2 separate regions of the Homo sapiens genome follow, and region 1 is linked to region 2. Evidence: read pairs that join two places in POLR2A ChIA-PET (ENCODE). Cell type or tissue: PC-3. All regions are shown on one strand. Links, peaks and the distances in the headings refer to the core of each region. The heading gives the core; the rest is flanking DNA. Region 1 has its middle 47 kb from the start of SVIL. Region 2 has its middle 120 kb from the start of SVIL.

Region 1 (16,231 bases), core at 3,370-11,369, 77 kb before region 2:
ATTTCGAGATGAGATTTGGGTGGGGGCACAGAGCCAAACCATATCAGCATTACAGCAGTCTTGCTAAGCAGCAAAGTACAGGGTTAACATTTCAACCATGTGTAGGTACCAAGAAGTTCTTAGACCCCAAGGAAGTTAAGAATGGCTCTTGTTAAAACCCAACTGTAGAAAATTCTCTAATTAAGCCTCTCATCTTTGAATGATAATGCGAAGTATGATATGCCTTGTCTATAACAAGAGCCTCAATTTAACATTTACAATTTAGCATAAATTTTTTTTTGAAAAGGTGGGGCCAAGCACAGTGGATCACACCTGTAATGAGAGCATTTTGGAAGGCCAAGGCGGGAGGTTCACTTGAGCCCAGGAGTTTGAGACCAGTCTAGGCAACATAGCAAGACCTGATTTCTACAAAAAAAAAATTAAAAAATTAGCCAGACGTGGTGGTGTGCACCTGTGGTCCCAGCTACTTGGGAAGCCAAGTGGGGAGGATCACTTGAACTTGGGAGGTTGAGGCTGCAGTGAGCTGTGATCCACTGCACTCCAGCCTGGGTGACAAAATGAGATTCTGTCTCAAAAAAAGTGGGGGGTGTTTCTTAGGGTTTTTCATGAGTTTGGTTAGAAAAGATTCATTCATTCAAAAAGGAATGAATTAGGCACTGATCGAGGCAGTGAGGAGACAACAGCAAAGCAATAAAGTTCCTGGCCTTACTGTAGTAAAATAAATTAGCTTAGAAAAATCTCAGAATTAATGTTGACAAGAATCTTCTTGGAGTTACTTATATTCCATAAATTTTCCATTATATTATATTCCACAAATAAATAAGAATGTCTCGCATTTCCAAACCAGAGACAGGTCTCCATTTGGATTGTTTGCTATAGCTTGCTGTAACAAATGACTATGTACGTGGTGACTTAAAACAACACAAATTCTTATTTATAGTTTTAGATGTTAGATGTTTGGGTCTCACTGGGCTACAAGTCAAGGTGTTGGCAGGGCCTCATTTCTGCTGGAGGCTCTCAAGGAGAATCCATTTTCTTGCCTTTTCCAGCTTCTAGAGGCCACCTGCATTCCTTGGCTCACGGCCCCTTCCTGCATCTTCAAGGCAGCAACAGCCCTGAAGACTGTGTCCCACGGCATCACTCTGACACTGACTCTCCTGACTTCCTTCTTCACTTCCGAGGACCTTTGCGATTACAAAAGTCCCACCTGGATAGTCCAGGATAATCTCCCCATCTCAAGGACAGCTGACTCGCAACCTTAATTCCCAACTGCCATATAACTGAACATATTCACAGCTTCCAGGGATTGGGATGTGGACATTTTTCGAAGAGGAGGAGAGAGGGGGCATGATTCTTCCTACCCCACATATTGCTAGAGCAATCAGGCCAATGAGCCCAGTCCACATGCATGACCCCAGTATGAAGCCTGGCATACCACCATTTCTAGAAACCAGCCCTCAGCTGGGCACAATGGCTCATGTTTGTAATCCCAGAATTTTGCAGGGCCAAGGTGGGAGGATCACTTGAGGTTAGGAGTTTGAGATCAGCTTAGGCAACACAGTAAGACCCCATTTCTGCAAAGAAAAAGTTAACCAATTAGCTGGACATGGTGGTGCATGCCTGTGGTCCTAGCTTCTCAGGAGACTGAGGCTGGAGGATCATTTGAGCCCAGGAATTAAAGGTTACAGTGAGCTACAATTGTGCCACTGCACTGCAATTGTCTCTAAAACAAAACAAAACAAAAAGAACAAGAAGAAACCAGCCCTCTCCAGGCTAGGATGTTACTCCCACCCACACAGACCCCCAGAACCTCACAAAGCACACCTCTGCTCTTCCACCAGTCCCACTGTAGCAAGTTTCCATTTCCTGTCCATCAAACCGTGTTACATCTTCACCCTCATCTGTTCTAAGAATAAAACTAATGATTTTTTCCCCCTTATCCACCCTCCCAATAGAAAAACCATACCGTTTCCTCCAGTCTTCGCCCAAGTGTTACACAAAGACTTGTTCATGATAGTAAAGATGTATTCATGGGTATCTTATTGCTACATGACTGATCAGTCCAATTGCCCATAGAACTGATGTTTATGGTTTCTTTTGAATAAACATAGAAATTGACCCTTCCCAGTCTTGAAACATAAGAAAGTTACATTTGTCTTATCTGAGCTCCTTTCTCAGGAAACCAACCATCAGTCCTCTGAGATAGTATCACAGAGCTGAAACTTACCAGATTACTGCATCTGGGCAATAAAACACCAGACCCCTCACCCATCATGATAACTACTGACCCCCTGCTTCCTGTTGACCAATTCCTCATCCTTACCTCTCTCTAATTCCTGTTTCCCATGCATGGTTACATTTCTTCCCTGCTATATAAACCCCTAATTTTAGTCAGTCAGAGAGATGGATTTGAGACTGATCTCCCATCTCCTCACCTGCAGCACCTGAATAAAGCCTTCTTCCCTGGCAGTACTGATTATCTCAGTGATTGGCTTTCTGTGTGGTGAACAGCAGCAGGATCAAGACCGAACCACTGGTGTTTTGGTAACATTACCTCTCAGTGTCACCTAAACACATACACACTCATTCATTCTTCTGTTTTTAAGTGGAAAAAAAAGAGTGTGTGTGTGTGTGTGCGCACACGCACAATATAAACTCTTTGAGAGCAAAGACTAACTTAATAAACACAAATACTAGGTAAATGCTAACCAGCTTACCCCCAATGCAGAGAGCTTACAAAGCAGTCTTTGAGCATGATGATAAAGTAAAACATGTTTCTGGAACTGCACACAGAGGTTTGCAGAGATTTCCTCTTGTCAAAGGTAAGTACAAAAAAATCCACAAGGGTTTGGCTGGCTCCAATGGAGCAAGAGAGGTCACTCTGGGCCCTGAGTTATCACCTTAAGGGGCCGGAGCAGCTGGCAGTTGGAACACTGAGCTGGACATTGGTTTGGAGAAATTAGAGCTAGCTTTTTCTGCTTTTGACAACAGCCTTGACCACACAAAGGGCTACATTTAGGTTGGCATTTGCCTAGGATGTAACGCCCATTTGGCCGTTTGGAGTCGATTTTCCACCCCTCTTTTCCTACTGGCACACAGCTGTGACCCTTGGGTCTTGGAAACACCTGTGGAGATTTAGCCTTGGTAACAACAGAGTTCTTCCCAGGTCATCAGAACCCATCTGCCTCCTAGACTAGAGATCACTTACTTACGGACATTTCTAAATAAAGGATGACAAAGTAACTGGATCAACTACATGTTTAATCATTGCTATTTAAATGTGATCATTTCTCAATTTCAAATTTAAAAAGTGTAAACTTAAGGAAAGAGAAATAATGCCAGGGACTAAATAGTATTAAATCTCCCTCCATGTGAGTGCCCCAGATGTCCTATTCTATAAAATTCTCCCCCTTCCCTTTTTGCCTTCAGCTCAGCAGACACCCTTTGCTGGGAACTCAGATGCCACAAAGATGCATTCACTTTCCACCCCCAAGTAGTGTTTCCAAGCATGCAATGTGAACGATGCTGGAAGGCTTCCATTCCTCCTGCCCCTTTGTCTTGTCATGTACAGGCGATATCCCCAAACCAAAGAAAAAATTCTGCCAAGAGAACCAAGCATGACCTAGCCCTGAATGCTGTCAGTGCTGCTCGGAATAACACCTGGGTCAGAATGACAGGGTCTCACTCTTGCCCAGGCTGGAGTGCAGTGGCACAATCATAGCTCTCTGCAGCTTCAAACTCCTGGACTCCATGCAATGGAGCCCACGTAATCCTCCTGCCTCAGCCTCCTAAGTAGCTGGGACTATAGCTGTGCAGCACTATGCTCAGCTAATTTTTATTTTTTTATAGAAACAGGTCTCACTATATTGCCTAGGCTTCTCTCAACCCCTGGGTTCAAGCGATCCTCCATCCTCAGCCTCCCAAAGTGCTAGGATTACAGGCACGAGCCACTGTGACCAGCGAGGATACATTTTCATTGGCCACTTACTGTCGGATTCCCAATTCCATAAGGAAAGAGGGAAAGGGATGGCCCTTTCCACCCAAGTGCTGTGTAAACTACATCAGGAGCTCATTTGTGCTTGATGCTCCTCCTTCAGTGATCACATCTTAATGTTCTACCTTCAACTCAAAGAAACTACAATGTTCAAGCAGGAAGCCACCCCAGCAATGATCCTGCCTACCTGCCCTCAGTCTAAGGTGCAGAAACATTTGTCTAAAATGGGCAAATATCACTAGAAAGTCATTTATCTTCCTTTTAGAAGTGAAGCCAGGGTCTACCTTATCTGAAAGACAAAGGCTCTAGAACAGCAATCCCCAGCCTTTTTGGCACTGGGGACCAGTTTTGTGGAAGACAATTTTTCCATGAACCAGGGGTTGAGGGGGATGGTTTCAGGATGATTCAAGTGCATTACATTTATTGTGCAATTTATTATTATTACATTGTAATATATAAGAAATAATTATACAACTCACCATAATGTAGAATCAGTGGAAGCCCTGAGCTTGTTTTCCTGCAACTAGATAGTCCCATCTAAGGGTGATGAGAGATAGTGACAGATCATCAGGCATTAGATTCTCATAAGGAGCATGCAACCTAGCTCCCTCAAATGCGCAGTTCACAATAGGGTTCATGCTCCTATGGAATCTAATGCTACTGCTGATCCGACAGGAGGCGGAACTCAGGGGGAAATGCAAGCAATGGGGAGCAACTGCAAATACAGATGAAGTTTCACTCGTTCACCTGCCGCTCACCTCCTGCTGTGCAGGTTCCAAACAGGCCACAAACCAGTACTGATCCATGGCCCAGGGGTTGGGGACCCTGCTCTAGAATCTTGCTAGAAACCCTGCATCTGTGAATGGCAGGTGTATGTTGATTTAGCCAAGAGGCTGTTCCCTGGAGGAATTCTGTTCAGTATAATGCAGGTAACTAGCCTGAGTAAGAAGAATCAACAAGCTTTTGTCCAAAATGAAATTAGTGAGCAGAGTAGAAGCTGGAAGATGTGTGGGGGATATTAAAACCCCTGCTCCCTTCTCGTCCATTGCTTCTGCAGCTCTCCTCTCACATTTTAGGTTGAGGGTACCCTGAGTTGACCTGAGCTGCATGACCATCTCCCAGCATTGGTTTGCTTGTAGCAGCCTGTGTATAAAATTAAAAACACCTGGGTGGCCAGGCACAGTGGCTCATGCCTGTAATCCCAGTACTTTGGGAAGCTGAGGTAGGTGGATCAACAGAGGTCAGGAGTTCGAGACCAGCCTGGCCAATATGGTGAAACCCCATCTCTACTAAAAATGCAAAATTAGCCTGGCATGGTGGCGCACGCCTGTAATCCCAGCTACTTGGGTGGCTGAGGCAGGAGAATCACTTGAACCTGAAAGGCAGAGGCTGCAGTGAGCAGAGATTGTGCCACTGCAATCCAGCCTGGGCAACAGAGAGAGACTCCGTCACAAACAAACAAACAAACAAAACAAAAAAACACCTGGGTTTAGAGCTGCTTGTAGGCAACTAAGGGGACTAACTTGCTCCACTAACTTTTACTAAATTCTCAAATGTCATGGTAAATAAAAATGACATATATTTGTGAGAAGAGAAGGTGCAGGTAATGAAGCCAGTGAAGCCACAATTTAAGAAATAGTGACAACTCCTTTCCACATGCAAGTCTCCTCTGCATCAGATGGGACTTCTTCATCAAATATGTTATTAGAAAAACAAAAACCTAAAACCAAAAGCATTGAGTACAGATTGGAAAGTCTGAAGATGAATGATTAGAAAGCCAGCCACTTTTTTTTCTTTTTTCTTTTCCTTTTTTTTTTTTGAGATGGGGGTCCCACTCTGTTGCCCTGGCTGGAGTGCAGTGGCGCTGATCACGGCTCACTGCAGCCTCGTCTGCCCAAGCTCTAGAGATTCTCCTACCTCAGCCTCCTGAGCAGCTGGGACCGCAGGCACACACCACCATGCCCCGCCAAGCCAGCCACTTTCTAAATACCTTTCTGTTGGGTGGCACTGCTAGAGGTCAGGGATCCAGTTCCACCTTTACAGAAGTTCGTTTACAGAAGCCCGAGCTACACCATTGCACAGAATATCCATGTCACAAACCTGTACATGTACCCCCTGAATCTAAAATTAGAAAAAAAAAAAAGTCCAGGTCAGGCTCAGTGGCTCACACCTGTAATCCCAGCACTTTGGGAGGCTGAGGCAGGAGGATTGCTTGAGCCCAGGAGTTCGAGACCCTCGGCAATATAGCGAGATCCTATCTCTCCTAAAAATAAAAAATTAAAAATTACCCGGCATAGTTGCATGTGCCTGTCATCCCAGCCACTTGGGGGGCTTAGGTGGGAGGATCTCTTAAGTCCAAGGGGTTGAGGCTGCAGTGAGCCGTGACTGTGCTACTGCATTCCAGCCTGGGTGACAGAATAAGATCCTATCTCAGTAATAATAAAAGTCTGTTTAGTCAAGGAGATCAGCACCAGAAACATACAGACTGGCACATGTTCTCATAGGCGTTCTGTCCACTCTCCCCGTCCCACCAGTGGAGGTGCATATGACCCAGCTAGCTTCTTGGAGGAGGCACCTGAATGGCATCTTTAGTGATCAGTCAGATGCAGCCAGTTGAGAAGGAAGAGGGAAGGTGTTCCAGGTAGTATGCAACACGAGGCCTGGAGCCTGCTATTTTCAGAAAGTTGATAGGAATTACACATGCTACAGCATGGCGCATGGGCAGGGGGCCGTGGGATGGGAGCCTGCACCAAATGGGCCCCGATGCGTGCTGTGATCTTGCACTTTAGCCTCAGGGCTATCACCAAATATTTATGCTGTAAAAAGTGTACCATGCATTTAAGAAGGGTGATGGAGTTTAGGGCAAATCAAAAATAGCAAGAGAGGCTGGGCACAGTGGCTCACGCCTGTAATCCCAGCACTTTGGGAGGCCGAGGCGGGTGGATCACTTGAGGTCAGGAGTTCAAGATCAGCCTGGCCAACATAGTAAAACCCTGTCTCTACTAAAAATACAAAAATTAGCTGGGCGTAGTGGTGTGTGCCTATAATCCCAGCTACTCAGGAGGCTGAGGCAGGAGAATATCTTGAACCCAGGAAGCAGAGACTGCAGTGAGCTGAGATCATACCACTGCACTCCAGCCTGGGCGACAGAGTGAGACTCCATCTCAAAAAAAAAAATAGCAAAGAAAGTGGGAGGGAAGGAGAAGGCAACCAGCAGGCATGGACACTACCTGCTGGGCTTGCCTCACAAACAACTGGCTCAGGGGCAGGAGACGGAAAGTCCATGGGAGAAGCTCAGAGCACTGCAGGGCGGAAGAGAGGTGAGTTCCCTGTGGAGGTGGGGCAGGAAGCTGTCATAAAGGGGTTGCATTTGTAATTGGCATGGTAGGGAATGGGGCTGTGACTGGTACAACTGGGAAGGAGGATGGCACTGGGAGAAGGGAATTGTGTGGGAAGAGAAGAGGATGAGCCAAAGAGGATGGGCAGAAAAGTGAGATTTAGGGCACGTGCAGGCAAGGAAGGATGAGAAGTCAGCAGAAAGGATTTTACACAGAATGACAGCCCAGGGAATAGCTGGTGATGGAAAGAGAGTCTCCAGCCACCACAGCACAAAGCATGACATGCAAAGGCATGATGACCTCTAAAGATGGAATGGTGTGTGTGTGTGTGTGTGTGTGTGTGTGTGTGTGTACGTGTGTTGAGAGAGAGAGAAGAATGAGGAGGAGGAGGAGGAGATAAGAAGCATAAGTTCATGATTTCATTAAATTAACATCCTCTTGACTGTCTCAAAAGTATCAGCTCACAAGAAGGAAATTTTAAGTCCTTGCAACTAAAATTTCCTTTCCAGACAAAGAAGCTTAGCATAGAAGTTGTGCAAAAGTGTGCCTATCTCTTTCCTAATGATCACGTCAGAAAAGCAGCCAAAAAGTAAAACATTCCCTCTGGGCACCAGTTACTCAAAGATGGTTTCAGATCATCAGAGCTGGGCTGGATGCTCCCACCAGCAGGACTTCCTCCTTGCTACAAACCACACTAGGCACATTGCAATAAGGCTTGCTGCTTCTGCGCTTCCTTGTCGCATTTGTTTATTTCAACAGATGCAGGGCTTCTTACACAGGCTAGGAAGGGAGACCAAAGGGGCACCTTAACCCTGATCAGGAACAGACCTTCTGCCTCCATGTGACTTACCACACACTTCCGCTCAGACCTGTCTTGAAGGGAAGGCTCTGTTGTGACACCCAGCACACGCCCTTCCTGTCCCCACTCCCTCAGCCCATCAGAGAGTTTCCTGGGAGGGGCTGGTGATCCTAGCTAGTAAAAGGTCCTAGCATGGACACCCATGCTGGCTCTGGGCTTTGCATCTCTTCCAAATCTCATTTGTATGCATCTTGGAAAGAATCTTCTACGCCTTAAGCAGCAGGTTGGCAGATCTTAACCTCTAGTCACCAACACAGCTCCAATACCACGCCCCCTCCTCAGCCCTTTTGAGAGAGTAGCCCACGTGTAGGTATCTCAGCCCACAGTCCCATAGCCAGAGGAGAAGGCAGCTGCTGCGTCAGCCCAATGATGAAGTCACAGACGAAGAGACTCTTCTTGTCCCCAAGAAGCTTTCAGTTTAGCCAGAGAGACACATTTGTTATCTCATTAAGTAAATGTTTATGAAGCACCTACTAAGTTCCAGACACTGCTCTAGGTTCCTGGCATAAAGTAGCAACCAAAACAGAAAGAAATCCTTTTCCTCCTGGAGCTTATCGTCTAGTGATCAGTGAGGAGATACCCTTTACACACAATTAATAAAAGGAACCAAACCATAATTATTACATAATTAATAAAAGGAACCAAACCAATGAAACATGCAAAGGACAAAATGATGTTGCATTTAGAAGGAAGAAGGAGAAACATTTCTGCCTGGAATTAGACAGGCTTGGTGAAGAAAGAGGAGTATACAAATTCTGTTACAATTCAGATATGCTTTTCTAGGTTCAAGTGTATGTTAGCTACAGGAATGGTCACAGGACATTCAGATGTTCTCAAAAAACACTGTGCTTCACCTCATGTTTAATGACTATTCACCTGTCCTCATAGAATGGTTAATGGGGAGAGTTGGCCAAGGGAGGCAGAAACTAAGGGCTCAAAGGTAGCAGAGCAGGTGGGTCCAAAGATGGTGCTGAGATTCTAAGTCAGGTGTTGATAAAAAGAGTCAGACTCTGTAACATTTGAAGAGATTTATTCTGAGCCAAATATGAGTGGCCAAGGGCCCATGACAAAGGCTCAGGGGATCCTGAGAACATGTGCTTAAGGTGACTGGGCTACAACTTGGCTTTATAGATTTGAGAAAGACATAAGACTTCAATCAGTACTTGTAAGATGTACAATGGTTTGGTCCAGAAAAGTGGGACAACTGGAAGCTGGGAGTGGGGGTGAGGGCTTCCAGGTCATAGATGGAGTCAAAGATTTTCTTATTGGAAATTGGCTGAAAGAGTTAAATTACTGTCTGAAGACTTAGAATCAATAAGAAGGGATGTCTGGTTAAGATAAGGGATTGTGGAGACCAGGGTGTTAGTATGCAAATGAAGCCTCCAGGTAGCAGGCTTCAGGCTTCAGAAAACTGATTGTAAAGGTTTCTTATTAGACTTAAAGAGTCTGTTCTATCAGTCTTAAGGTCTGTGTTCATCTTAATGCTGGTCAGCTGGGTCTGAATTCCAAAAGGGAGGAGGGTATCATGAGGCATGTCTGATTCGCCCTTCCCATCAGGGCCTGAACTAGTTATTCAGGTTAATTTTGGAATGGCCTTGGCCAAGAGGAGGGGTTCATTCAGATGGCTGAGGGGCTTAGAATTTTATTTTTGGTTTACACAGGCTTATTATAATCAACTTACAGCAATCTTCTCCCTCCCAACCTAGCAAAACACACACACTTGCTTTGCACATACTTTGATCACATCTTCTCCCTCGGGCAGATTTTCATTGTCATTTACCCTGATTCACCTGCACTAAGAGGTTCCTTAGGATCCAAACACAGCCTGTGCCAGGCCCTCACTCTCCATGCACTCTGGGCTCCCCCAACTTGCCCCAGAGAACCCCTCTGTGCTGCACTTCACCATGGAAGCACAAAATCATCCTCACTCTGAATAGCCTCTCTAACCTCATGGCACACTGGTCAGGAAATATGCTTGAGAATAAGCATTTCATGAAAGTCACCCCAAATCATGACAGAAGCACCAGAAATTACAAGTGCCATAATTGAGTTGAACATCTTTGCGTAATTTTTTTAATGTGTGAAAACAAAAAGCCAACCACCCCCACCGAAAAAAACTCCAAAAAACTCTGCTTCCTTTGGGCCATCAATAGAGAAACTGTAGAATTCCTTTTGGTTAAAATAGACCTAGGAAGATTCAGTTTGACCAACTCCAGTTCAGGGAGGCTCTTCTGCAGCAACATCCTTGTCAGACAAACACAGAGTTTCTATAGTGTGAACCAAAAAGTATCTGAGACAGGTCTCAGTCAATTTAGAAGTTTATTTTGCCAAGGTTATGGATCATGACCTGTGACACAGACTCAAGAGCTCCTGAGAACATGTACCCAAGGCGGTTGGGTTACAGCTTGGTTTTATGTGCTTTACAGAGACAGAAGACATTAATCAATACATGGAAGGTATACACTGGTTCGATCCAGAAAGGCGGGACAACTTGGGGGGTGGGGGCTTACAGGTCATAGGTGGAGTCAAAGATTTTCTGTCTGGAAATTGGTTGAAAGAGTTAAGTTATTGTCTAAAGACCTGGAATAAACAGAAAGGAGAGGAGTGTTTGGGTTAATATGGGGGTTGTGGAGGCAAAAGTTCTTATGTAGATGAAGTCTCATAGTCTCATAGGTGGCTGCCCCCAAACGCAATAGATGGTCAATGCTTCCTATGCAGACCGTTAAAAGGTGCTAGACTCTCAGCCAATCTCTTCAGTATTAGGAAAAGACCTGGAAAGGGAAAGGATTCTCTATGGAATGTAAATTTCTCCCAAAAGAAACAGCTTTACAAAGCTATTTCAAAATATGTCAAAGGGATAAAATACTGTGATTTGTTTTCAGTGCCTGCTATGGACCATATGATGCTACAGTAGAGTCAGGTTGGAATTTGGTATCTTACTGTTCTGTCAGTCTTAGGACCTTTATTTTTTTTTAACTTTTATTTTAGGTTCAGGGGTATTACACGTGCAGGTTTATTACGTAGGTAAAACTGTGTGTCACAGGGGTTTGGTGTACAGATCATCACCCAGGTAGGAAGCGTAGTACCCAATGAGTATTTTTTCTGATCTTTTCTCTCCCCCAAGCCTCCACTCTCAAGTAGGCCCCAGTATCTGTTGTTCCCCTCCTAGTATCCAGGTGTTCCCATTGTTTAGCTTCCACTTATGCATGAGTACATACGGTATTTGGTTTTCTGTTCCTGCATTAGTTTGCTAAGGATAATGGCCTCCAGCTCTATCCATGTTGCTGCAAAGGACATGATCTCGTTCTTTCTCATGTCTGTGTAGTATTCCATAGTGTATATGCACCACATGTTCTTTATCTAGTCTACTACCATTGATGGGCATTTAGGTTGATTCCATGTCTTGCTATTGAGAATGGTGTTGTGATGAACATATGTGTACATGTGCCCTTATGGCAGAACAATGTATACACGTTTGGGTCTATAGCCAGTAATGGGATTGCTGGGTCAAATGTTAATTCTGCTTTAAGTTCTTCAAGGAATTGTCACACTGCTTTCCACGATGAACTAATTTACACTCTCACCAACAATGTATAAGCATTTCCTTTTCTCCACAACCTCGCCGGCATCTGTTATTTTCTGACTTTTTAACAGTAGCCATTCTGACTGGTGTGAAATGGTATCTCACTGTGGTTTTGACTTGCATTTCTCTAATGATTAGTGATGCTGAGCATTTTTTTACATGCTTGTTGGCCACGTGTATGTCTTCTTTTGAAAAGTTAATGCTGGTCAGTTGTTTGCCTGAACTCCAAAGGGAGGAGAGTGTAATGAGGCATGCCTGACCCTCCCTTTCCATCATGATCTGAACTAATTTTTCAGGTTTTGTTGGGTCCCTTGGCTGAGAGGATGTTCCATTCAGTCACTTGGCTTAGAATTTAATCTTTGGTTTACAATAGAAATATCTCCATCAATGGAGAGCTTCGTCCAGGCCAGGCAACCCATTCATTAGTCAGTCAGATGTTCAAAAAATCCTCCTTATACTGAATTCAAATCTGTTTCTTTATATCTTCCACCCATTGGCCCTAGGACCAATTTGCCTAACAAAGTAGATCAATATGAATTTAAATATGGTTTATTTTTAACTATAAATCCAATCATTAGGCAGAGCAACTTGAAGTAGAGAGAAAAAATAAACTGATACTTTCAGAATGGACAAGCAAGGAACCTGTGATTAAAATGAGTTCCTACACTTTAGTGGTCTTCCTGTAACCTCTATCTTGGAAATTCTTTCATAATCCCTATAAATGTGAGGCTGTCACACAGAACAAGCTGGGAATCAGGCCCAGGAACATGGTCTAAGGAAAGGAGTCAACTGCTTTGATGGTAACACCTTAATCCTCAGGTAGACCTACCTGGAAAAGCTTATTTAAGAAGAACATTTTAAGTTTTGTTTTTAAAAAGTCCATCTCACACAATGAAATTAGAGTGGTACCAGTTGTTATTATAACAGAAAATGTCTAAAACTCTCAGTTTTGTCTTTGCTGCTACTGCAGCTGAACTCCACATGATACTGCAAACATATTCCGAAATCATCAATAATTACCTTTTCTTCCGCTAGTCAAAACTCAGTGAGAATCCACCATCTCTTCATGGGCTTCTCCTTCAGTTTTAGAAAGCAACCAATCTCCAATGTAGCCAGAATCTGGGGGAGAAAAGTTTTAAAAAAATCATAGGATGTAATTTCCAAAGCCTAGAAATATATACTTAAATGAAATGGAATGAATCGGTTTGCATTTAACCTCTGGAAATACCGCACTGCTTCTTACTTTATCAATATTCCTCACTTCCATATGACCAGCACAGTAGGATTTGAAACTGACACACAATTTCTAGAATCCTCTAGATTTTTCCTACTTGGTAATTTAAATCATGACTAAAATTGTTTTGATTGAATCCACTTTAACCAGGCTTTGCCATTACTTCTTGCAAACAACCACGTGCAAGGGAATATTTAAAAAAATCTCAAGACCCCCAAACTCCTTACGCAAAATAAAAGATTAAGCCTGGAGGCTGAGTCATGCAACACCCTCTTTCAAATGAAGAGCTGTTACTAGCATTATCCAGAGGAGAAGGCCTCAGGACTGCCTCCATAGGTAAGTAAACTTTTTGCTGCCCTCCCATAAACAAGGACATGCCAATTGTAATTTTATGTTTACAATCTAAGTCTAGCTCTTAAAACTAAAGTCTATTCGATTCCGCACTGATAATGTCAATTACAAGCTTATCTTCCCTGGTATAGAACAAAGACAAGACCAGATCAATCATTCCTCCACCTACCCAAAAACTCTGCATAATTGATTCTTCCTTTATTCCCTTTTTTCTCTTCAAACATTCACCTTACCGTATGCAAAATGTAGATTTACTGGGCACTAAATAAAATCTCCCAAAAATGTCAAGTTTGGCCAGGTGAGGTGGTTCATGCCTGTAATCCCAACACTTTGGGAGGCTGAGGCAGGTGAATCACCTGAGGTCAGCAGTTTCAAACCAGCCTTGCCAACATGGCAAAACCCCCGTCTCTACCAAAAATACAAAAATTAGGCAGCCGTGGTAGTGCACACTTGTGCTGAGGCAGGAGGATTGCTTCAATCTGGGAAGGGAGGTTGCAGTTAGCCAAGATCGCGCCACCGCACTCCAGCCTGGGTGACAGAGTTGAGACTCTTTCTCAATAAACAAACAAACAAAAACCCCGTAAATTTGCTTTACCACCTACCTGCCCCTTTTTCTACAATGCCTTCCCCCTTTAAGAAAAGGTATAAATACTAAACCTCCTGAAAACTTCTTTGGAATAACAGCCACAGGTCTGTCTATGGCATTTGTTTTTCCCCTGGATTATGCCCTTAAGATGGCTTAATAAACTCATCGACTGAGACTTTTGCCTCAGTCACTAATTTGGTTATCACAAGTTACTCCCAGTTTCAGCAATGGATAGTTCCCTTTCTTGCCCAATAACCGCCCTAGTTCTGGGGTAAGCCATGAGAAACAAGCATTGCAAATAGTTCACACACATATGCAGAAGCAGCAATGACACTTTCCCCGGTAGAAGGGGAAAGTGTCAATTACGCTTCATTTATCTAGATAAGGGGTAGAAAATCTAATTATAATGGTTGAACAAACTATTTTCCCCCAAAGACACATTGAAAATTTCCAAGCTTCTGAATATAAATGAAAAGTGCAGAAATGTCTAATAATGTAGCATTAGCTAATTCAGTTTGTGGATGCTTCGAGGCGGTGAGGCAGTGAGCCTGACTGTCTCCCCTCAGGGGATGATTGATGGCTTAGCTCTCTGGAGACGGTTGGTCTGACCAGTGCAACGTCAGAAGCCAAAGGTCACCATACCTCCCAGGTGATCAGATGCTCCCTAGAGTGTGGCAGGGGCAGCCAAGCATCTGAAGATGCCGTTCAGATCCCACTGGGATTTCTGCCTCGTTCCCTGCTTTCTTTGTTATTTAACACCAGGCTCCCTGGGATCGCTATTTGCCCAGCTTGGCAGCAGCAAAAGCCAAGTTCTAATTTTCTTTTGTTCCTCTCTGTTTCACTTAGCTGGGCTCTTTGCCTTAGTTTGTTTCTTCCTGTTTACAGCAGTGGCAAAAGTCATTTGAGCACTGAAATGCACACAGAACTGAGCTACAAGTGTGAGGAGCTCTTTTTAAAAAATTATCTATCTACAAAAATGTCTAGGGTAACACGGCCCAAAAAAACATAAAAAAATCTCTGAAGTATGGAGATGCTCAGTTGCCCAGTGATCAGGATGTGTATCAGTATGTTTTAATATATTTAAATATGTTTTAAGTATATGTTTTAATACACTTATTATGTGCTATCAGCTATTAGGAAAGGTAAATGTGAAAACAGAGAAAAATGTTAAGTTTACAATATATATGCAAACATTTATGAGATAAGACTAGTGAAAAGAGCAGAATTTAAAATTTTACCAAAGTGCTGTTTACAACTTTACCCAGAGCATAATTACATATGGATGAAGATACTGAAATCATAAAAGGCACATATATATACAGTGCAAATAAACTAAAAGAAGGAGTTGTTGATATTTGCTAAGCTCTAGGAATTATGCAAACAGTGATATAGCTCTTCCCCAACTCAAAATATCCAATTTAGAATCACAGAATGAGTAGAAGGGACCTTAGCTCAACTTTTTCTTTTCACAGATAAGTAAATTTATGCCAAAAGGAAGTGATTCATCCATGCGTATACAGCTACCCACTGGCAGAACTGAGGCTAGAACTGGTATCTCCCCGACTCATGAGTCTCTTTTCTTTGTTTTCTTTTTTTTTTGAGACAGAGTCTCGCACTATCACCCAGGCTGGAGTGCCCTGGCGCGATCTCAGCTCTCTGCAACCTCCGCCTCCCGGGTTCATGTGATTCTCCTGCCTCAGCTTCCCGAGTAGTGGGGATTACAGGCACACACCAACACATCCGGCTAACTTTTTGTATTTTTAGTAGAGATGGGGTTTCACTATATTGGCCAGGCTGGTCTCGAACTCCTGACCTCGTGATCTGCCCATCTCGGCCTCCCAAAGTGCTGGGATTACAGGCGCGAGCCACCGCGCCCAGCCGAGTCTCTTTTTCATACTGCATACTGCAATGCATTCATACACACAGGTCAGGGAGCCCTTGTTATTGGAGTATTCATGACCCAAATCCCTACAAATGATGGGCTTGTTCAGGGAAGCACACCTTCAAAATACTAAAATATTTCCAAATAGCCATTTTTTTGACTTGAGTCCCTCTTAAAAATCCATCATTGTTCAAAGTCAGCCTCTATCCCTAATTCTGTTAGTGACTGTCTCGTACCTCCCACAGATGTATGTCCACTGCAGAGCAACACTGCAAAACTTTCCCCCAAATACAGAATTTCATGAGGCTAATCAAAATGGCATTAGAGAATTTCCCCAATAACAGGTAAAACAATGGCCAGTGGGAGCTGAGCAGTTTGATTAGGAAACAATCACTTCAGAGAAA
Region 2 (16,231 bases), core at 5,601-13,600:
GTTTTGATAATTTGTTACGGTAGTGAAAGCCTAGTATCTTTTGACTGATACAATAGCTAACATCTGTTGAGTGTTTGCTGTGCTCCAGGCATGTGGTCACACATTATCACCATTCCCTATAGATATGAGAAACCAAAAGCTGTAGAGGCTCCTCTCATCTACCCACAGCCACAGAATGACTTTATCCCTGGTAATTTGTACAAATTAGTTTGCCTAAGTATGTATCTAAGTGCAGATTGCCCAATGACACAATAGATAAATGTCCTAAGGATTTTGGAGCAGCAACCAAGTGAGTTTTGGGGTGTGCGTCTGTGTGGGTGTGTATGTAGGGGGTATCAGAAATAATACAGGAACATTCAAGTGTACACATGCAGTGTGACTTCAGTAAGAGGAGAAAGGGAAAAGCATGCTTTGGGAATGAAATTCCCCGTGGTTCTCCTATGTTTCTGCACATCTTGTGATCACCACACCAACTGTCTTTTGTGCCAAACTACCTTTTCCAAGATGTTTATATAGCAGGTAGCCTTGGAGGATAGAGATAGTTTGTCTTCCAGAACAAACAGCAGGTATGCCCACCACTTTAGAAGGTGTACATAGTACCTGTCTCTGAAGCAAAGGCAGGCATACTAACTGTCCAGTATAGTAAAGACAGTGTCTCTCTCCAGAGCAAAGCAGACATGCTCAGTGCCCATTATAAAATATTTGGGTCCCTTATTAAACCAGGGTAGCTCTCCTGTAATGCAATCCACTGTGTGTGTGGCTGTCATTGCCCTGTAGGAATTGATGCTTGTAGTGCAAAAGTTCTGATATTCTCACTACTGCCATTGCTGTGAGTAATAAATTGTTCTTTGACTCTGACCCAGGAGTTTTGTGTCTCCTGCCAGCTACATGAAACTGTGGCAGGCTACCTTGTTAGCTTGCAAGAAGGGTAAAAATCTCAGACCCTTCATAATTTGTAACACATGTGGTTGTTTACGGAGAGGTCACGTTCCAAATACAGTTGAGAGAGAGGAGGTTGAGAAATTGTGCTTATGTCAGGACTTTTCCCAGAGAAAACTATCTTTTTCCAAGTCATCTATTTCTTATAGTTCTTTCTTAACTCTGGCACACTCAGATGATTGAAAACCTGAAGATCAGGCATGGCCTTTGTCCTGGGTTGCAGACAGGCTGGGCCGCTCTCACCCAGAAGAAGAAGTTTTCTTTGGAATCTTCACATCCACCTGAGAATCCTAGTGACCAGTTTGAGAGCATAAATCAGAATGCTACCCAGGGGGCATGATTTTCAAACTGCCTCAATGAAGGTCTGCTGTCCTTGTGGTCCCGCCTTCCTGTCTTCAAATATCAGAAAATCTTGGCACTCAAAGTTTCCAAATTGAAAATGAAATCTGCTCAGTAAGAATCCTATTCTAACAGAGCGTGGAATTGATCCTAGGAGTTTAGGATAAGCTTTAACTTCTAACTTCTAAATATTTCACCTGCCAGGTTCTGAATGAAGAAAACACTGCAGACAATCAGCAATTGGAGAACAAGGGTGTTTGCAGAGCTCTTTGCGAGGAGTTACACATTTTCCCACATAGTTCAGTATCAGATGTTTAAATCATTTTGTATAAAACACTGTGGAGTTATAAGAAGTCATTCATGAGATATGGGTGCAATTTTTTTTCCCCTTGCAAGAAACAAAGGCAAATTAAAACAACCTGCATGGAATTGAGACCATCCAGGAAATAATCATTAGACCAGTCCAGGTCACTGAATGAGATATCAGTGAATTTTTAAAAATGAGTCTTCACCATATTCAACTGCCTGTCAACCATATATTATCTGAATTTAAGAGATGCGTGGGGGAAAACCTTCTCTTGGAGAAAAAATGAATTGTCAGTATGACAGGATTCTGCAAAGATCTCAGCCCATCCACTTTTAAGTGTTGTTTATCTATTCATTAATTCAATTTGAAAAATTTATTGGATTCTTATTAATGTGCTAATCTAAAACAGATGTAATCCCTACCCTTAAAAGTGAAGTGTTTTATTTCAAAATATCTTAAGTGGTATGAAGAAAAAGTAAATAATGCTGTGAAAGCTTATAATAGAGTCCCTAACCACTTCTAGGAGGCTCAGGGAAGGATTCCCTGAAAATTCGGCACTGGAGCTGAAATCTCAAAACTGTGAAGGGATTCACTGCACAAAGAAGTTGGGGGTAGAATGAGGGTGATGGGGGAAGTTAGTTACTTCAGGCTACAAGAACAGCATGTTCAAAGGCCATGTGGCAAATTGCTTTTAGGATAATAAAAAGGGACAAGTCCAAAATTTGGGAAGGATTGAGGAACAAAATATGTAATGATAGGAGTAGATTATAAATCATAGACTAAAATAAATATCCATGAGTCCACAGTGATATTAGACACTTGAATAAATCAATTAATGGAGAAGGAAGGCTATTCATTACAGTAGAATTCTAGTGAATAAATGTAGAAGAAATGATAAAAATAGAAAATCACCATTTGGCAAGCACCAGTAATACTTATTTCATGAGAAAATCATCAGTTGATGCTAAAATTAGTAGGCAAAAGTATAATGAGAAACAGAATAATTACATAGACTCAAAATATCTGTCTCACCCTCCAACCCCAACACACACACAAGAGTAACTGTTACAGTGGAGAAATTTGCAGACACCATCCTAACCAAGGGCTCAAAGTTAATTTAACATCACCAGTAATGAGACACATTAATATCCTACACTTCCTGATATGATGCATGAGAAGAACACAACGTTACTTTGGTGATATTCTTGCCCTAGATTGTGTAGCCTGAACTTAAATGTGAAAAAACATCAGACCAACCCAGATCAGACCAACTAGATAAACAGTGATGGTCAAGGAGACAGGAACTGCTTCAGGTTGGAGAAGATTTTAAGGAGACATGACACCCACATGCAATGAGAAGTCATAGACTGGATCCTGAGCCAACTGGAGCAATTCAAATAAGTCTGTAGATTAGTTAACAGTATTGCATATTACTACTAATTTCCTGGTTTTGGTCATAGTACTATGGTTATGTAAGATGTTCACATTTAGCGAAGCTGGACAAAGGGTATATGAGAGATCTTTGTGCTATTTTTGCAACTGTTTTGTATGTCTAAAGCTATTTCAAAATAAGTTAAAGAAAGAAGGAAGAAAAAGAAAAGGGACAATTACAGAGTACAGAGAGGAAAAGAGGCAGGTCAGGTGGGCAGCTGGTGACCATGCGGGGATTTGTAAGGGATGTTGGAGCCTTGGGTCCTTATCCCAAGAGTAAAGGAAGACATTGAAAGGTTATAGATGGGGCAGCAACAGATCAGATTTGCATTTTCCAGAGATAATGCTGGCTGCAGTGGGGGAATGCATTGGAGGTAGGCTGGAATACATGTGGGGAGATCAGTGAGAGGATATTGCAAGAGTACAGGAGAGAGGAAGTTGCAAGCATGGTGTAGGGTGATGAGAGGGAGAATGGATGGGCATGGAGAGATTCTAGACATTCTGTATTTAGGAAGTACAGTTATTGAGTGACGTGGGCATGGAGAATAGTGGGGCATGGGTGCTGAGGATGACTATACATTTCTGGCTTACCCGACTAGAGAAACAGAAGCTATTCACCGAGAGAGAACCAACACTGGAAAAGGGAGAGATGTTTCAAGTTCACCCTTGGATACTTTGAGTTCGAAGTCCCTTTGATGGATTCAAATAGCAGTGGCAGAAAAGGCAGGTGGATTTTAGGAGAACGAAGCTCAGAGGCAAAGCTCAAAGTAGAAATGAAAATCGATTATTGTAGCAAATTGTCTCCAGAGCGAGGGGGAAAGAAAGACACGTAAACTAAATAGTTATGATTTATCCTGGAAAATACAAAACTTGAGTTACAAATAAAGTTCTGTGTAAGCAGAGAGGAGGAGTAGCTATGAATGTAGGTAGCTGAGACTGGATTTCACAAAGGAAGTGCTGTTTGAGATGAGCTTAGAAGGACGGGTAGAAGTTTGTTGGTGTCCATCTGAAGAAGGAAACTAAAGCAAAATTAATACAGAGAGTTTATTTGGGCCAATATTGAGGACTGCAGCCCTGAAAATACTGGGAAGTGCTCCAGAAAACAAAAAAGAGGCTTAATTTTTTAAAATCTTGCAAATGCAAATGCCTGTTAACAATCAAAAATCAATCAATGTAATACATATTAATAGAATAAGGACAAAACGATGATTATTTCAATTGACATGCAAAAGCATTTGACAAAATTGAACATTCATTCATGATAAATCTTCCAGAAATCTAGAAATAGAAACAACTTCCTCAATGTCCTAAAGGGCATCTGTGAAAATTTCAAACATCTGCTGAAGTATAATAATAGAGAACAGATTGATATTTTCAACTTTATGGTATTAAAAATTAGCAATAACAGGACAACTGATAAGGATAATATATTCACCTAGAAAACATTAAACACTTTTCTAAAAATGAAGAGGCTTAATTTTTTTTTTAAAAGGACAAATCAGGGGACAAGGTGATTACAAAAGTTGTGAAGAATTCTCATTGGTTTAAGAAATAATATTGATAAGTGATAGGCTATACATTGTTTATAAGGTAAGAGCTATGGTGTCCAGCATGTGGCGTTGTTAGGGTAATTTATGGCTACTTGGTGGCAAAACTTAGTCTAGAGTCCATACAGCAGGTGGTTTTGAACTTAGCTCAAGGTGGGGAGTAAGATGTTACTGCTATCTCAAACAAAACAAAACAAAACAAAACAAAAAACAAAGAAACAAAAAAAACTTTTTGTAGAGACAGGATTTTGCTATGTTGCTCATGTTGGTTTCAAACTCCTGGCCTCAAGCAGTCTTTCCACCTGGGCCTTCCAAGTGCCGGGATTACAGGCATGAGCCACCATGCTGTAGCCAGCTATCTTGTTTTAACGCCTCTCAGGTCCTGATTATTAAAGGGGGCTCTCGTTCCTCAAATAAAAAAGTTTCTTTTCTTTCTCGTTAGGCTAATGTGGAGGAATCTTCAGAGAGTCTGCATGAATATTCCTTTATCTCATTAGTTGGTAGGCAGGTCCAGCCAACAGGTGGGAGCTCTTAGCCAACTATGTAAGCTCTGGGGTCATACAAGGTCGGCGTCAATGCCACCATGCGTGGGAAGGAGGCAGTGTGTTTTCAATTTTCCAACTGGTCTTTCTGTGCTTTGTTCCCTATTGGGAATATTCTTAGCCATATCAGGGTTGCATGAATACTGTAGAGTTTACCTTCATCTCCCTCTTCTTTAGTTCCCCTCCTATCGAAAGTCCCCAAACCATATTCACAAGGGCACTGTAAGCTGTGTCTAAGGTGATGGCTCTTTCAAAAATTACTTGTTGTTTCATGAGTTAACTATTTCATAATGACTTACTTAGAGCACCACCTCTGGGAGCATTTCCATTTAAATGAGGAAATGAAGTATTCCCACCAGAACCAGTTGCAAATTGTAGAATGATGGCTTTGGGGCAGGAATTACAGGTTCAGACTGACTTTTCTTCAGGGCTCCATACTAAGTACTCATCTTCCAAATGAGCTCGCGTCATTCAGAACTGTTTTCCACCCTCACACGCTGAGAAATACACTGTTCTCCCATCAATAAGTTGGCTCTAGATCACAGTGGTCATCAGAGCAGAATAAGGAGGGAGGATAAATGCCTGAGGATTGAGTATCAGAATCTCTGGAGAGTCAAGAAATCACACAGCGGGTTCTGAGAAGCTTAGAGATCAGGGTCAGACTTCTTTCTTTTTTTCTTTCTTTTTTTTTTCTTTCTTCTTTCTTTCTTTCCTCACTTCCCAGCTTTGGGAACCACTATTCCAAGACTCTTAATACCTCTTCCAAAGAGGTAGACTAACTGACTTTGGGGTCTCTTAACTCAACTAAATTACCAGGTAGGGTCTTCTCTGATTTTAGCCAAGATCTCTTTGAGGGCTCCCTCTTAGAGGAAGCCATTTCTTAGGTAGAATTTCCATTGGCGCCTACTTTTCTTGAATTTTTCCACGTAGTTTCAAGAGAACTTCTGGATAGCATATGCCCTTTGCCCAGCACTTTTGCTAATGACTAAAAAATGAGACAGTCATATTAAAACATTTAATGAATTCCCAAGAAGCAGTTGTCATTGAAATTACAATAAACAGCACCATTTACAGTAGCATTAAAATCCATGAAGTACTCTGGGCCAAATTAAACAAGATAAAAATTTATGCAACACTCAAACAATGAAAACTACAAGATGTTGCTGAGAGAAACAATTTTGAAATGAAAGAGCAAAGTTGGAGGATTTATACTACCTAATTATATAAGACTTACTATAAAGCTATAGGGATTAAGATATCTGGTATTGATGTATAACTAGATATGCAGATTAAAGAAACAGATTAGAGAGCCCAGAAATAGACCCACACATATGAAGATAATTGAGTTTTTACAAAGATGCCAAGGTAATTGGGGAAATGATAGTCTTTTCATGGTGCTGCTCATGTGGATGTATTTGTAATAGGTATGACAAAAGTATTTGTATCTAGAATATTTAAGAACTTGTGGAATTTAATAATAGCAAACAATCCAATAAAAATGAGCAAAAGAGGCCTGGTGCAGTGGCTCACGCCTGTAATCCCAGCACTTTGGGAGGCCGAGGCGGGTGGATCACGAGGTCAGGAGTTCAAGACCAGCCTGGCCAAGATGGTGAAACCCCATTTCTACTAAAAATACAAAAAATTAGCTGGGCGTGGTGGCGAGTACCTGTAATCCCAGCTACTCAGGAGGCTGAGGCAGGTGAATCGCTTGAACCTGGGAGGCAGAGATTGCAGTGAGCCGAGATTGCACCACTGCACTCTAGCCTGGGTGACAGCAAGACGTCTCAAAAAAAAAAAAAAAAAAAGCAAAAGATTTGAACAGATACTCCATATAAGATGCATGTGAATGACGAATTAGCACATGAGAAGACGCTCAATATTATCTTCAGGAAAACGCAAATTAAAAGTACAAGAGAAACTGGTACACATTACATCTGACGACTAAGCTCTGATGTTTTTATCTTGCCCAAATTCCTATCTAAGGGGTCTGGAGAGTCATCCCCCACAAGCCATAATTCTCATCAGATGGGTTTTATTTGACCCTATACATAGTGACTTACTTTCCAATCTGACTCTGGCATAACGTTATAAGACAAGGAAAAAAATCAAAATATTTAATCCCAAACCATGTTTTTCTGCCATGTCTTGAAATGGCCCTGCAAAGCCGTCCTTTGTAGGGGAAAATCTGCATCTGTAAAGAATCTCTATTAACATAGCTAGATCTTTTTCTTCCAGGCCCTCCCAATCCTGAGATGTTAACTAAATGTCTAGCACCTTTTAAAGATCTGAATAGGAAACATTTGTTATCTATTGTCTTTAAGGGCAGCCACTATGAGACTTTGAAGGAACCTCAGGTCTCCACAATCTTTTTTCTTAATCTGAACATTTCCTTTCTATTGATCCCAGGTCTTTAGACAAACTCAACCAATTGTCAATCAGAAAATGTTTAAATTTACCTATAGCCTGGAAGCCACCCCCTGCTTTGAGTTGTCCCACCTTTCTGAACCAAACCAACATTATTTCTGAGTTATTTGATTGATGTCTCATGCCTCCCCAAAATATATAAAACCAAGCTGTACCCTGGCCACCTTGAGCACATGTTCTCAGGACCTCCTGAGGGCTATGTCAGGGGCCATGGTCACTCATATTTGGCTCAGAATAAATCTCTTTGAATATTTTACAGAGTTTGACTCTTTTCATCGATACATCCCGTTAAAATGTTTAAAATTAAAAGGACATATCAAGTTCAAAGCCAGTGTTGGCAAGAATGCAGAGTAATGGACCTCGTGGACGTTGGTGGTGGGAAACTCACATTGTGAAATACTGTGGAAAAGTTAATGATGCACTTTAAGAAATACATCCAGCAATTCTACTCCTGATGTTCACCAAAGAGATGAAAACATGTCCACAGAGAGACGTGTAGACAAATGTTCATAGAAGCTTAATTCATAATAGCCAAAAAGTGGAAACAACCCTAATTTCATCAGCAGGTGAATAAACAGACTGAGCTATATTCATACAATGAAATGTTAGCCTTCAAAAACAGAACAAACTACTGATGTACACAGTGACATGGGTGGATCTCGAAAACATTATGCTGAGTGAAAGAAGCCAAGCTGACAAAAGACTATGTAATGTATGATTTCATTTACATGAAATTCTCTAAAAGACAAATCTAATCTACATGGACAGAAAGCAGATCAGGGGTTGCCTGAAGCTGAGAGTGGGAGGGGAATTGGCTGGGAAGCAACACAAGGGAATTTTCTGGGGTGAAGGAACTGTTCTGCATCTTGACTGTAGCGGTTGCTTACTTGAGTATATACACTTGTCAGAACTCATCAGATGTACATTTTTTTTTTTGAGACAGAGTCTTACTTTGTCACGCGTGGCTTACTGCAACCTTGAACTTTTTGGCTCAAGGGAGCCTCCTGTCTCAGCCTCCTGAGTAGCTAAGACTACAGGGGTGCACAACCATGCAGGGATAATTTAAAACAATTTTTGTTTTTTTTTTGTAGAGATGGTGTCTCGCTATGTTGCCCAAGTTGGTCTTGAACTCCTGGCTGCAAGCAATCCTCCTACCTCAGTCTCCCAAAGTGCCGGGATTACAAGCATACATTTTAAATGGTGGTATTTTATTGCACTAAAATTTTACTTTGATAAAGTTGATGAGACAAATTGTGAGTAAAATACATATAAGGAGTAACAATTTATGGGAAATCTCAATCTGCAAAACAGGCTTTCCTCTGCCGATGCCCTGTGGACTTGGTGGGAGACCTGGCCGGCATCCACTCTCTCACCCATCTTGAGACCTCATTGTTAGTGCTAAGTCATGAGACAAGCTAGGAATTCTGTTTCAGCTCTTAGTTGAGAGACTTTCCCTCCTCTTCTCAGCCCTGGTATGATTTCTCAGGCTGTCATCTCTTTTTCCCCCACCTTTCCAGAACTCCTAGGGATTTGAGCAGCTCATTCTTGCCCAGCCCACTTCTCACTGGAGGGCCAGGTCTTTTCCAAGTTCACGGAGAGAGAAGTGAACTTTTACCTTCATTTGCCCTCTTTTTCTCTTCTGCTCACTACTTTTTCTGTCTAGGCCCCCTAGTCATGTCCTATTTCTGCTGGGCTCTTCCAGACCTTCCTGCCCACTCAGTTCTTCACTTCCACCCCCAATTCCTGTCCTAATGTCACCGTGGCACAGCTCATGAGAAGTTTCAGGAGCTACCCTTTGATTTCAGAGTGACTCAAGGACTCAGGAAAGAGGGGATGACCCCAAATGAACCAGCAGCCAACCAGACAATGCCTGGTGTGTTAAGGCTTTTCAGTAAGCACTTCCTTCAAGGAATGACAGTTGGCCTTGCCCCAAAAGAATCTATTTAAATGTGATTACACTTGTGGTTTCTTCTTATTTCTGCAGGACAGAGTTGAAACTCCTCAGTGGTGCCCACTGGGCCATCACACTCTGGTCTTTGCACATGCCTGGAACCCCGGCGATCTCTTGTTTCTCCACCAAGGGAACTCTGCTTGTAACACTTTAAGCCTCAGCTGAAAAGTGGTCTCCTGGGTGAAGTCTCACCTGTGCACCCACCTGAGGGTGAGTCAGCTCTGCTCCCCTGGCTCTCACCGCGGCTGTTATAGCATTTACCGGAGTCCCACAGTGACTCATTTGTCCATCACCCTCCCGACAAACCTTCCAGCTTCTGAAGGGCAGAGACAGCATCATAATCATCTTTTATAACTCCCGTGCCTAGTGCTACTCCCAATCCCTAGTAAGCATTCAAATATTTCTTACTGCAGTGCTTGGGACTGTCATAAACACAGAAACTGAATAAGGCTTCGTGTTTCCATCGCCTGGAACTTGCAGGCCAGAAGGAGAGCTAAAACACTCATATAAGTGTAATGCAAGGTAAAATGGGATGTAGGAGGCACTAGTTTGAATATTGGGTAGAACTAGAACTGCAAGGGAGAAAGATTCAAGTTAGAATAACTGGCACAGAAGTTTGCATTTACCTAACAAAATTGCTAATTATTAGTGAGTGTCTTCTCTGTGCCAAGGACCAGGTTAAACATTTTTTTTTTCTTTTAGGACCAGGTTAAATATTTACCTCCTGTACTAGTTCCCTGTGACTGCTGTAAGAAAGTGTCACAAATTAGGTGGCTTTAAACAGAGAAATTTGTTCTCTTATAGTTCTGGAGGCTAGAATATAAAGTCAAGGTGTCAGGCCGGGCACAGTGGCTCACACCTGTAATCCCAGCACTTTGGGAGGCCAATGTGGGACAATTGCTTGAGGCTGGGAGTTCAAGACCAGCCTGGTCAACAGAGAGAGAACCTGTCTCACGCCTGTAATCCCAGCACTTTGGGAGGCTGAGGCAGGCAGATCACGAGATCAAGAGATCGAGATCATCCTGGCTAACATGGTGAAAACCCATCTCTACTAAAAATACAAAAATTAGCTGGGCGTGGTGGCACACGCCTGTAATCCCAGCTACTGGGGAGGCTGAGGCAGGAGAATCGCTTGAACCCGGGAGGCGGAGGTTGCAGTGAGCCGAGATCGTGCCACTGCACTCCAGCCTGGCAACAGAGCGAGACTCCATCACAAAATAAATAAATAAATAAATAAATAAATAAATAAATAAATAAAAATAAAAAATAAAAAATGAGCCAGGCATGATGGTATGCACCTGTAGTCCCAGCTACTCAGGAGGCTGAGATGGGAGGATTACCTGAGCCCAAGTTAAAAGCTACTGTGAGCTGTGATCATGTCACTGCACTCCAGCTTGGGTGACAGAGCAAGACCCTGTATCAATCAATTAATCACTAAATAAAAATGAGTGAAAACCAAATTAAGTCCAGGTGTCAGCAGGGCCATGGCCCTTCTGAGGGCTCTAGAGAAGAATCCTTCCTCATCTCTTCCAGCTTCTGGTGGTGGCCACCCTGCTTGGTATTCTTTAGCTTGTGGCTGGTTCACTCCAGTCTGCTGCCTCCTTCATCACATGACCTTCTTCTTTGTGTATGTGGACATCTCTGTGTGTGTCCTCCCCTCTTCTTATGAGGACACCAGTCATTAAGTTTAGGGCCAACCCTAATCTGATAGGATCACATCTTAAGAAAGTAAGTCTATCAAGACCTTATTTCCACATAAGGTAATAGTTTGAGTTTCTGGAAGGACATGAATTTGGGGTGAACACTAACCCACTCCGCATGCATAATCTGATTTAATATACATCACAACTAGATGCAATAATCATCCCCATTTTATACATAAATAAACGGAAATGCAGAGAGCTTAATGTTTGCTCAGGGTAACATGTCAGGAAGTGCCAGAAATTCTGATGTTAGATGGTTTTATAAGGTTATCCACTGTGATCTACCACTCTTAAGAACTTTTACAAATGGCCAGGCTCGGTGGCTCACACCTGTAATCCTAGCACTTTGGAGGCAAAGGCAGGCGGATTGCCTGAGCTCAGGAGTTTGAGACCACCCTGGGCAACATGGTGAAACCCTGTCTCTACTAAAATACAAAAAAAAAAAAAAAAAAAAAAAAAATTAGCCAGGTGTGGTGGTAGGTGCCTGTAGTCCCAGCTATTGGGGAGCTGAGGCACAAGAATTGCTTAAACCTGGAGGCAGAGGTTGCCGTGAGCTGAGATCAGGCCACTGCACTCCAGACTGGTGACAGAGCATAACTTTGAGTCAAAAAAAAAAAAAAAAACTTTTACAAAGCTTTTACAAATTGTGAACTATATCATTTATTTAAAATAGTATGTGTAAAATAAGTGTACAAATTAAAGAATATTAACAACATAAGCATCCATGTTAGTTTATCAGTTCATTCATGAATTTGTTGTCGTTTAAGCAACTCCTTTGTGCTGAGGTCAGCATTTTCCTGAGTGTGCTGCTGAATACCCTGACCTGCTTATTTTAAATGTGGACTTCTGAACCCTTCACAATGTCAATGGAGTCAGCATCTCTGAGAAAAATGCTCAGGGATTTACATTTTTCATAGTAATACCTGGGGGGTTTCATGCAAAGTAAAATTGGAATATCATAAGTGCATATACAGCTTTGCAAATGGAAGGGGAAAGGGTCACCTGGTTTCTCTTCCAGCTCTATGAATTTAGAGACATCGTCTGGTCTGTCTGTGTCCGGGGAAAGGAATAGTCTTTGAGATATTTATGAGGAAGAAAAGGAAGCAGAGTGCCAAGCCCCACAGGGAGTGGTTTTGTCAGTTGCTTTCACCGCAGGCTCTGAGGAGGGGAAGGAATCCCAGGATGAGGCCCTCAGGAGCTTTTATTTATTTATTTATTTATTGAGATGGAGTTTCCCTCTTGTGGCCCAGGCTGGAATGCAGTGGTGGGATCTCAGCTCACTGCAGCCTCCACCTCCCAGGTTCAAGTGATTCTTCTGCCTCAGCCTCTCAAGTGGCCAGGATTACAGGTGCCCACCACCACGCCGGGCTAATATTTTTTGAGACCTAGTCTTGCTCTGTCACCCAGGCTGGAGTACAGTGGCACGATCTCAGCTCACTGCAACCTCTGCCTCCCGGGTTCAGCGATTCTCCTGCCTCAGCCTCCTGAATAGCTGGGATCACAGGTGCCTGCCACAATGCCAGGCTAATTTTTGTATTTTTGGTAGAGATAGGGTTTCACCATGTTGGCCAGGCTGGTCTCGAACTCCTGACCTCAAGTGATCCACCTTCCTCGGCCTCCCAAATTGCTGGGATTATAGGCCTGAGCTGCCACACCTGGCCTAGAGCTTTTAAAACTCACCTCCCCAACCTCACCTCAATTCTGATTCTCCCACATCTACCGACCATGGGTGGATGGGTGAGGGCTGGACAGGAGGAAGTAGGCAGGAAGGGTGTTGGACCTGGTTAAGGAGCTTTTCCCAGTGACAGAGGGTCCCCCTTCCCTGTCCGAAGATCTCTGGTCTCATTACCTTGTTTTCTCCAACTGGTCCTTTTCCTGAGTTGGAAAGTCACCTAGGTGACTTATCACTTATATAAATACTATTATTGGCCAGGCATAGTGCCTCATACCTGTAATCGCAGCACTTTGAGAGGCCGAGGTGGGTGGATCATTTGAATTCATGAGTTCGAGACCAGCCGGGACAACATGGTGAAACCCCATCTCAAATAAAAATACAAAAAATCAGCAGTGCATGGTGGCGTGCACCTGTAATCCCCGTTACTCGGGAGGCTGAGGCATGAGAATCACTTGAACCTGGGAGGCAGAGGTCGCAGTGAACCAAGATCCTGACACTGCACTCTTGCCTGGGTTACAGGGCAAGACTCTGTCTCAAAAACAATAAATACATATATATATACATACATACATAAATGCTATTATTGCTGGGCAATCAATAGGTTCTCTGCCCAATGTGCATAGAGACCAATACCAGGGCACTGGCTTTTGAGAAAAGAAAGTTGACTGGCAAGGAGACAGGAGGAAACTCCCAAATCTGTCTCTCCAGCTGGTGGCTGGGTCAGGTTTTATAAACATAGGGTGGGGAGGTGCAATCTGATTGGATCTTGCAATGTGTTGATGCCAGGAGGCACAATCTGACTGGATCTGGCAGGCGGTGACACTAGAGCTCTATCTGATTGGACTGTGGATCCTGCCATGTGGTGTGCGCTTCTTAATTCAGTCTCCGCTCCTCTGAGCACTTAGGTTCCTCCTGTGGTTGCACAGTCGGTTCATCTGGGCATGCTCAGGTTATGTGACCTTCGACCTGGGGGCCATGACAACTGAAAAACAACTTTGTTACATAAAAATTGAACCAGATTGGTCTGATGTGATTACACTGTCTAGTACTTATAACTATTATGTTAAATCCTATGAAAAGGCAAACATTAAACCCTCTCTTAGAAATGTAATAGTTTCAGGCCTGGTGCGGTGGCTCATGCCTGTAATCCCAGCACTTTGGGAGGCTGAGGCAGGTGGATCATGAGGTCAGGCGTTCGAGACCAGCCTGGCCAATATGGTGAAACCCCGTCTCTACTAATAATACAAAAATTAGCTGGGCATGGTGGCAAGCACCTGTAGTCTCAGCTACTTGGGAAACTGAAGCAGGCAGAAGAATTGCTTGAACCCAAGAGGTGGATGTTACAGTAAGCCGAGATCGTGCCCAGCCTGGGCAATAGAGCAAGATGCCGTCTCAAAAAAAAAAAAAAAAAAGAAGAAGATATGTAATTGTTTCAGTGGTCACTAGAGAATATATCTGAAATGCAAAATTTAATGCAAAAGTGATTTCTCCTGCTAGAGGTTTTTTTTTTTTTTTCAAGACATAGTTTCGCTCTTGTTGCCCAGGCTGGAGTGCAGTGGTGTGATCTTGGGTCACTGCAGCCTTCTGGGTTCAAGCGATTCTCTTGCCTAAGCCTCCCAAGTAGCTGGGATTACAGGCGCCCGCCACCATGCCCAGCTAATTTTTGTATTTTTAGTAGAGATGGGGTTTCCCCACGTTGGCCAGGCTGGTCTTGAACTCCTGACCTCAGGTGATCCTCCTGCCTCGACCTCCCCAAGTGCTGGGATTACAGGTGTGAGCTACTGTGCCTGGCCTAGAGTTTTTTTGAAGAGAGGTTGAGAACACATCACTCGCACCCCATGATACGTTCTGCTCTGAGCCATGCACTGAGCCGTGCGCATCCAGGCTACATAATCAGGCAATTACCCGCTCACAGAGAGGAAACCAGGAGATGTTTCGGGCCACTGCACCACGCTCTGCTGTCTCTCAGACACATTCAGTTGTAAACTTGCTTTTCCTTTGAACCAATATGAACAGGCCTCCAGGAAGCACAATTTGGGGACTAGTGGGGCTTCTTTTCTGAGTGTCAGAGTTCTTCAACCCTTCGAAAGGGGAGGTCCAGGGAGGCCCAGCAGCCCCAACCTCCACTACCCATTATTGATGGTGCTTGGAGCTGAGCCAGGGCCATGGCGGAATGGAACTCCCAATTAGATTCACTTGACACGTGAGAAATTCCGTGGAAACCGGCAATTATAAATGCATGATAAAACTTTCTGCAACAAATGAAAAAGACTAGAAGGACTTTTGAGGACAGTAGGAAAACAAGCCCTAGTGGATAACATGACTTAAGTTCTTTCCTCTTCTGTGCAACTATTTGTCTTCAGCCTTGGGAACCATCTGTGGTTTGTTCTCCAGAAAAGAGATGTGTGGAAATTCTGAGTATGACCCAGGAATTGTCACTGTTCCTCTTTCTAAAAAATTGAAGTCAGCTTTAAAAAATTATAAATGAAGTACATGCCCATGTAAACACTTCAAATAGAAGGATGCAAAAGATAAAAAATAAAAGTTTTTTCTCTTATACCTCCCGTGACCTAAATAACCACTGTTAATAGTTTCTTGCATGTCCTTCCAGAGTTTTCCACGTACACAAATGTTGAAAATACATATTTCAACATAGCCTTATATATGTATTCACTATTATATGTTCCTTTAAATAATCATTTAGTATTTAGTAACATATCTTGGCATATTTTATTTCAACACATATAGATTAGCTTTATTCTTTTTTTTATTATTATTTTTTGAGATGGAGTCTCGCTCTGTCATCCAGGCTGTAGTGCAGTGGCATGATCTTGGCTCACTGCAACCTCTGCCTTCCTGAGTTCAAGTGATTTCCTGCCTTAGCCTCCCGAGTAGCTTGGAATACAGGCACCCACCACCACCCCCCTCTAATTTTTGTATTTTTAGTAGAGATGGGGTTTCACCATGTTGGCCATGCTGATCTCAAACTCCTGACCTAAGTGATCCACCCTCCTCCAGGCCTCCCAAAGTGCTGGGATTACAGCCGTGAGCCATGGCACCCAGCCAGCTTGATTCTTTTTAATAGCTGCATAGTATTGTCTTTATAGATGTACTTTATATATAAGTTTCTATTGATAGATATTTAAGTTATATCCAGATTTTTAAAAATTGCCAGTGTTGCAGTAAAAATTCTTGATGCATATATTTTTGCACACTTATGCAAATAATAGATATTTCCTAATGCTTTTCATAGAGGTTTTCTGAGGCAGGGTCTCACTCTGTCCCCAGACTGGAGTGCAGTGGCATGATCATGGCTCACTGCAGCCTTGACCTCCCCAGGATCAAGTGATCCTCTCAAGTCAGCCTCCCAAGT

What was found. ChIA-PET counts read pairs that join two places held together with the same protein. Peaks named below come from ENCODE experiments on the same cell type or tissue, not always from the same donor. Only the 100,000 strongest peaks of a DNase experiment are listed, where the experiment ranks them.
Region 1: POLR2A ChIA-PET joins it to region 2 with 14 read pairs; 4 of 35 experiments call an interaction of 5 or more read pairs at or near these places.

The regions. Positions count from the first base shown.
Region 1 is chr10:29,673,759-29,689,989 of GRCh38, forward strand. It overlaps a transcript of SVIL not described here. Among named protein-coding and RNA genes, the nearest start is that of SVIL, 47 kb to the left of the region's middle. RefSeq lists an enhancer at 14,402-15,020. In PC-3, for the core only: no CTCF peak of the experiment used is centred there; no DNase peak of the experiment used is centred there.
Region 2 is chr10:29,748,361-29,764,591 of GRCh38, forward strand. No RefSeq gene overlaps it. Among named protein-coding and RNA genes, the nearest start is that of SVIL, 120 kb to the left of the region's middle. In PC-3, for the core only: no CTCF peak of the experiment used is centred there; DNase peaks (open chromatin) are centred at 9,391 and 9,771; H3K4me3 peaks cover 1,190 bases; H3K27ac peaks cover 2,880 bases.